Linked DNA regions of Homo sapiens: all the other regions are linked to region 1. Evidence: chromatin loops called from intact Hi-C (ENCODE). Cell type or tissue: heart left ventricle. All regions are shown on one strand.

The links. A loop is a pair of places that touch in the nucleus more often than their neighbours do. Peaks named below come from ENCODE experiments on the same cell type or tissue, not always from the same donor. Only the 100,000 strongest peaks of a DNase experiment are listed, where the experiment ranks them.
Region 2: a loop joins it to region 1, with 2.4 times the contacts of the local background. A loop is called at or near these places in 20 of 110 quality-filtered maps.
Region 3: it touches region 1 in a loop (4-fold over the local background); 2 of 110 quality-filtered maps call a loop at or near these places.

The regions. Positions count from the first base shown.
Region 1 is chrX:118,838,492-118,840,991 of GRCh38, forward strand. It overlaps LINC01285 (long intergenic non-protein coding RNA 1285), which reads left to right and starts at 1,065. Exons shown (of 7, transcript NR_110393.1): 1 at 1,065-1,284. RefSeq lists a silencer at 863-932. In heart left ventricle, CTCF peaks have their summits at 991 (motif pointing right) and 1,193; a DNase peak (open chromatin) is centred at 1,010; H3K4me3 peaks cover 1,141 bases.
Region 2 is chrX:118,973,116-118,975,615 of GRCh38, forward strand. LONRF3 (LON peptidase N-terminal domain and ring finger 3) reads left to right here and starts at 1,503. Exons shown (of 11, transcript NM_001031855.3): 1 at 1,503-2,482. The coding sequence starts at 1,666. In heart left ventricle, no CTCF peak of the experiment used is centred here; DNase peaks (open chromatin) are centred at 806, 1,476, 1,956 and 2,436; H3K4me3 peaks cover 2,148 bases; H3K27ac peaks cover 562 bases; H3K27me3 peaks cover 1,058 bases.
Region 3 is chrX:119,193,886-119,196,385 of GRCh38, forward strand. No RefSeq gene overlaps it. Among named protein-coding and RNA genes, the nearest start is that of PGRMC1, 41 kb to the right of the region's middle. In heart left ventricle, a CTCF peak has its summit at 947 (motif pointing left); no DNase peak of the experiment used is centred here.

The sequences.
Region 1 (2,500 bases):
TGAGTCTTTCAATGCTGGGATTTGATTGGGATTGGGTAAGAACCACGAGATACCAACATTCTAGGATTGGTGTAAGCAGCAAGAGGAGGATTTTAATGAGAGGCATTCAAAAAATTTTAGAGTGCAAACTGTTGGTGCTGTCCATTGACGAGTTGATGGGCCTTTGCAGAAGATCCTGTAATGCAGAAACTATTCGCCTGCAGAGAACGTCCTGGAAAAGTAATGCGAATGAAGACAGTGGATTAGCAAAGTCCTTTTTATGTAGATGCTACAGTGGGGTTTTTGATTCTCAGTGTCCAGGCCGAGTTTGGGGATAGATGGTTTTAATTCCCATATACATACATTTTTAATGGACAATTCACCTTAGGCACGTGTTTATTTTATGGTGTCAAAATCCTTTCATTTCTCGAAGGTGTTTACTGAGACCTGAGTTAGTTGCTAAACTAGCTGGTTTAAAGCTAAACAAGTAGCTTAAACCTGTCTGCTAAAACCTTCAGGTGGATTATTTCATTTGCTCCTCACAAACACCTGTGAATCCTCACAAACACTTCACCATTATTGTCCCTATTTTATAGAAGAGGAGAATGAGACTCAGAAGTAATAATTAGCTCACAATCTCGGGGCTACAAATACATGTTTTCAGGAGCATCAGCAAAACCCTCTTAATCAAACAAACAAACATAAACTCCAAAACCCTGCCTTATTCTTCTGTTTTTGCACAAGGAGCTGGAATCCAGGTTCAAGATAATTATCTGGCCATTCTGTCTTCTTAGAGGTCCTTTTCCCTTTCGGGGGAAGGGAGGAAAGGGTGGAAGCGGCTTCCACCCACTCCAGTTCGGGCTTGGGTCAGCTCCCTGGGCTTCGCGGAGCACGCCCTGGTGCCACCGGCGGGGCCATTTCCGCCGCGGGGGCCCAGACAGCGCCGCCGGCTCGCGTAGGGTCCAGCGGACCGGCAGGCTCGCCCTCGCGGTGCCAGCTCTGCTCTCTTCTGGTCACCAGGGGGCGCCAGAAGCAATGGTGCATCCCGAAAGGGACGGCGGCCACGTGACAGGGGGGTCACGCGCAGGGTCGTAGGGGACCGCCTGGGGATCCCCGGACGGCTGCGAGGAATGAGCGGTTGGCTCGGGCTGGTTTCCTCCCTCCACCGCCTGCTTGTTTCGCCATGCCCGGGCCGGACGGTGGGGCTGCAGCGGCGAAAGCGACTGAAGTCCGGGAGCAGTCGCATGAGCTTCCCGGTCACCAGGAGGCCCCGGGAACAGACACCTCACCCTGACATTGTGGCAGGTTTGGCCCTTCCCGCAATGCAACAAAGGAGGGACTTTGTCCCAGCCTTTCCCCTAGCCAGGAGAGGTGCTGTTAAATCCCTTTGTGCCTCCCCACCGGCCTTGGAGAGATGAGATTTCCCCTGTAGTACCCCAGGGGACGGGCCGACGGGATGGACTTTGTATCTTTTGGCTGATCTGGCCGGACATCCTTGCCCAATAAGCACTTACCCAGTTGCCCACCCTCCAAAAAAAGGAGAAAATCAAATCAGTAATTTGATCGATCATTTTCATAGATATGCTGTAATAGAACAATTCACCTGGTTGTGAACTGGGCTGGGGAGTTTCAAGACGTGAGTTTGTTAACTGACTAGTTTCTTGCTTGGTGTAGAGGCCTTAGGCACTCTCACACTTAAACCAGCAGAAAGGCCAGGGAGTATCTAGACTACACACTGGGGTCACTCAACTGGAAACACGTTGTACACCTCAAGACATCGTACAATTTCTCAGACTGAGATGCTGGCTGTGATGTCTATGCAGCACAGCCCCAAGTCCCAACTGACAGAAATGTCTCAGAAACTTAATTCACCACGGTCTTTTTTTTTTTTTTTTTGAGACAGAGTCTTGCTCTGTCGCCCAGGCTGGAGTGCAATGGCGCGATCTCGGCTCACTGCAACCTCTGTCTCCTGGGTTCAAGCAATTCTCCCGCCTCAGCCTCCTGAGTAGCTGGGATTACAGGCGCCCGCCACGACACCCGGCTAGTTTTTGTATTTTTTAGTAGATATGGGGTTTCACCATGTTCGCCAGGCTAGTCTTGAACTCCTGACCTCAAGTAATCCGCCCATCTTGGCCTCTCAAAGTGCTGGGATTACAGGCGTGAGCCACATGCCTGGCCTCACCACGGTTTTATTTTTGTTTTTGTTTTTTTTTGTTTTTGTTTTTGTTTTTTCTTGAGACGGTCTCACTCTGTCGCCCAGGCTGGAGTGCAGTGGCACGATCTCGGCTCACTGCAACCTCTGCCTCCTGGGTTCAATCAGTTCTCCTGTCTCCAACTCCCGAGTAGCTGGAATTACAGGCATGCCACCACCATGCCCAGCTAATTTTTGTATTTTTAGTAGAGACGGGGTTTCACCATGTTGGCTAGGCTGGTCTCGAACTCCTGACCACAGGTGATCTACCCGCCTTGGCCTCCCAAAGTGCTGGGATTACAGGCGTGAACCACTACCAGCAGCCTCACC
Region 2 (2,500 bases), 130 kb after region 1:
TGGTTTAACTACCTAAAGAGAAGCAGAGACCCGAGGGGGCCTGCCATAACCCAACTCTGAAACATGACTTAATCCCAAGTAAGATCAGCTCTAACATTTGTTCAGAAGCAAAAATGATGGATTCTAAAGTTTGACTTCCCCAAGGTCATCTGGCTAAGAGGTGGCTGCAGCAGGGGGCAACAATAGGTCTTCAGGCCCCTGGGGCGGCAACCTGGCACTGCCCAAGAGCCCGCAGGCTCTGAAGGCCAACTGAGCCAGCGGCAAGCCTAGTCCCTGCCTCCCTGCTTGGAGCAGTGCGACTATACCGTTTTCTGTCTGCTCATTTGTGAGCTTGGTTCCCGTCCTAAATGTGGGGGTTCAAGGCAGACAAAGAGTGTGCAGTTGGCCACCCCGCTCGCCTTCAGGAAGTGTGTAGGACACCGTCGAGGCCCCCTAGCCATTGTAAACCAGGCGCTGAGGCTCGTGCCCAGTTGTACCCTTCCCGCGCAGCGCTCAGGAGCGACAAACCTGGAGGCTATTCGGTCTGCCACTGGGCTGTGCCGGGATTCGCGGACTTTCTCCTGAATAGCGCTCTCAGCTCGCGTCTTCCCCCTGCCACTCTCCCACGCCCCCAGAGTACCCACCGACCCCAGCAGGCCGGGTACATCCCTGCCGCGCCCATCCGGCCAGTGGCTCCAGGGGCCGGCCTGGTGTGTCTCCAGCTGGGCGCCTACCGCCTGCCCCAGCGCTAGTTCTGGCGTTGGGGGTAGAGAGGTAAAGAGGGGAGTTAGCGGGGCATCTCCCTCCCAGGGCTGAGCCGGCAAGCGCATCTTCTCCGCGAGTTCCTCACTGTCCAGCGAGCGCTGCCCAACTTCTGCGCCGGTGGGACCCGCTGCTCTGAGTCACTCTTGGCACAGAACACCAAGCACCCTCAGAAACCGAATTCACCACCTTTGGGAGGCTCCTGGGAGAAGGCAAGGAACCCAGGCGGGGCTCCCAGGGCTCTCGGGCTGGGACTGGGTTGTGTGTGTGTGGGGGGGCTTCACGGATACCCCTCCCAACCTGCTTCCTTTCCCTGACAGCAGCCATCTCCCCCAAGAGGGAGAGTCTTAGGCGTCCCGGAAGACCCTGCGGACTGTGCACCTCGAGGTACCAGCCTCTCCTGGGAGGAGTGGGGGGCCGCTGGTCAGCGGCTGGCAGAGGGGACCTGTTTGCTGGCCCGTTTGGAGGTGGGATGGAGTGGGGTTTGGAGACTGAGAAGCCCAAGAGAAGACACTGAGTTTCTCCCCACCCCACAACCCCACTTCCGAAAAAGAACCAGGTGGTGAGGAGGAATAAGGCGAAGTGTAAACACAAACAACCTCAAAAAGAAGCCAAGAAAAGCGAAGCCCAAAGAAGCAAGAGCAACACTGTTACAAAACTGTCTGGTTTTGTAACAATTTCCCCGCCGCCGGCCAATGAACAGCGTGGCGGCACGTCACGTGGTACCGTTTTATATAACACTTTGCTGAGACAAGACAGTTATTAGGCGGCGCGGGGCGGCCGGCATGGAGCTCCCGGAGGCGCGGCAGGGTCAGGAGCTCGGTGGCATGGCGGCGGTGGCTGCCCCGATTTCCTCCAGCTGCCACTCCTTGCTTCGTGTCCCCGGTCCCTAGACGCCTCGTCTCCTCCCGTGTCCCTCTTCCCATGGAGTCAGTACGGATCGAACAGATGCTGAGCTTGCCCGCTGAGGTCAGCAGCGACAACTTGGAGTCGGCGGAGCGAGGGGCATCAGCGGCCCAAGTAGACATGGGCCCCCACCCAAAGGTGGCTGCAGAGGGCCCCGCACCTCTACCGACGCGGGAGCCAGAGCAAGAGCAGTCTCCGGGGACCTCAACGCCGGAGAGCAAAGTCCTGCTCACGCAGGCAGACGCCTTGGCGTCCCGGGGGCGAATCCGTGAAGCCCTCGAGGTGTATAGACAGCTCTCCGAGCGGCAGCAGCTGGTGGCTGAGCAGCTGGAGCAGCTGGTGCGCTGCCTGGCGGAGAAAGTCCCGCAAGGCGAGGCGCTGGCGCCGGCGCCCCCGGACGAGGGTAGCACTGCAAGCGGCACCGTGGCGGCGGAAGAGACGGGGGCCGCCGCGGCTGCGGCGGCCACCGAGGTGTGGGACGGCTTTAAGTGCCGGAAATGTCATGGGTTTCTATCAGACCCCGTGTCCTTGTCGTGTGGCCACACCTTTTGTAAACTGTGCCTGGAACGTGGGCGGGCCGCCGACCGGCGCTGTGCGCTGTGCGGGGTCAAGCTCTCCGCCTTGATGGTGGCCACTGGGCGGGCGCGTGGAGCCCGGCGGGCTGGGCAGCAGCCGCCGCCGCCGCTGCGAGTCAACGTGGTGCTCAGCGGCCTCCTCGGCAAGTTGTTTCCAGGCCCAGCGCGAGCGTCGCAACTCCGGCACGAGGGCAACCGACTGTACCGCGAGCGCCAGGTGGAGGCGGCACTGCTCAAGTACAACGAGGCAGTTAAGTTGGGTGAGTCCAACGCGCTGC
Region 3 (2,500 bases), 360 kb after region 1:
CAGAGGATGATCAGAACCCCAATTTGGTCACGTGTTTGGATTCAAATCTTCTGTTCCATCAAGTTGGGCACCCCCCACCCCACCCAAAAACCGAGGAGGCCTAAAATCTGCACAGTGTAATTTCAGAGTGCCTACCCCTCCTCTCATTTGCTGTACCTGAACTTGCAGCCTTCCTTTAGCCTAGCCCTCTTTTCTCCCATGTGGGGTAGGGACCCACTAGGTCCTCTAAGCTGTCAACATGCAAACCTCTCCAGGAGAGGCCATGGTGGCCTCATAGTGAATTCCAAGTGAATCCCAAGTAGGATGGAAGCTTCTGATGGATGTGGAGATAAAGAGAGATTAATGAGTTAGAAGGGAGAAAGACCATCATAGAATGAGGGGAGAACTGAAGAATGATGTTGGGGAAGGAGTGAAATTGAATATACTAACTTTGTGAATGTTTCAGAAGAGAAAACCAGTGTCTCCTAAGGTAGCCAAACAGGCTTAAAGTCTTGATGCGAAGAAAACCAATAAATGAAACCTGGCACTGAAAAAATGACAAGAAAGAAGAACATTAAGTTAATTGTAGTTGACTCTGGGTTATGGGAATATGGATATATGTACATGTATATACATATATATGTGTGTGTGTGTGTACACACATTACTACAATATAGTACAGTAATATGTACATAAAGAAAGAGATGCGTTCCCTGGCATCCAGGAGCTGCCCTGGTACCATCAGCTAGGTCTTGGTGTTGGTGGTAGCTGTCCTTGCACTTACAGCTGGACCATGGTGATCTCCTATTGAGCATGAACAATCTCACAGAACGGCAACATCAGACAAGGCCACTCTGTGACAACGATCAACGAAGGCAAAAACCAGACCACACCATAATTATGTCTTAACAAAGACTAAACATGAACATTGCCCAAGCCACATAAAGAATCAAATGTCCCCCTCTCCTGGCTAATAAGAGTGATTGCTGCTTCTTCGTTGCTTCTTTGCCAATTGCAGCTTTAGCCTCACTAGCTTGCCCTCTCTCTGGATACTCTCTAAATAAGAATACCTAGTCACAGAATTGGCCCCGCTTCCTGATAGCATCCAATCTAGAGCCAACACCAGCTTCCTTAAATCCTCCAAAAATCACAGGACACAAGCCCAAGTCCTATAAGTGCTTTCTAACACTCTCTTCTTGAGATGGCCATGGTTTCCCATAGTGTGTATTATTCCTTGCTGCTGGAGAGTATGGAGTATGTGTGCTTGATAGACAGATAGATAGATTAGATAGATAGAGAGATAGATAGATAGGTGAATAGATAGATGTATTTCACACATGCATATTTTTTTTTCTACATGATTTGGTCTCAGCTTTAAACTCTTCATTTGGCATGAAAATGGAGCCTTGGTTTGACTTCTGAAAAACAGAATGAAGTCATTAGCAAAGACAAGGGATCAACCCAGGTTCCCACCAATGGTGGATTGGATAAAGAAAATGTGGTACATGTACACTATGGAATACTGTGCGGCCATAAAAATAATGAAATCCTGTCCTTTGCAGCAACATGGATGGAGCTGAAGACCGTTATCCTAAGCAAACCAACACAGAAATAGAAAACCAAATACCACATATTCTCACTTACAAGTGGGAGCTAAGCATTGGGTACACATGGATATAAAGATGGGAACAACGGACACTGGGGAATAAAAGGAGCGGGGAAGGGAGGTGGGTAAGGGTTGAAAAACTACATATTGGGTACTATGCTCACTATCTGGGTGGCAGGTTCAATTGTACTCCAAACCTCAGCATCTTACAATATACCTTTGTAACAAACCTGCGCATGTACCCCTTGAATCTAAAATAAAAGTTGAAAAAAAAAAAACAGAGTGAAGTCTCATTAATTGAAAGAGCCGTAACTCACAATACTTGATGAGTACTATAACAGGCAGCTGAGGTTTACCTTTGCCCCAACTATAAAAAATGAACAGCAAGCTATGAAAATTAATCATCTGAATAAAAGTGACTGTGAGACAGTTCAGCTAGTTTAAAAGTAGAATCAATTTGCATGCTAATTATGTGCTAATTACGTTATTCATTAACAAAGGTCAAGGGAACCTCTACTTAGTTACATCCTGTTAGGTGTTAGTTGAGGTTACTGTTTTACTTGAAAACAAAAAGTCTATAAATCAGACTTCTTATTAAATCAGACCCCTTATTTCAGGGGGCCTTTATCTACTAAATTATTTTGAAACAGCAAGGCCAGCTACCCATCACATACCATCAGGGGTCCCCGGTTGATTCATGGAGCAAAGTCACATTGAGTGAATACAGTTATTCCGGCCATTTCAGCAAAGTAATTTGCCATCTTGTCTCAGTCTATTTGTGCTGCTATAACAAAATACTTGAGACCTGGTAATTTATAAAGAACAGAAATGTATTTTCTCACAGTTCTGGAGGCTGGTAAGTCCAAGATCATGACACCAGCGTGGTGTCTGGTAAGGGCATCTTCCCATGGTGTC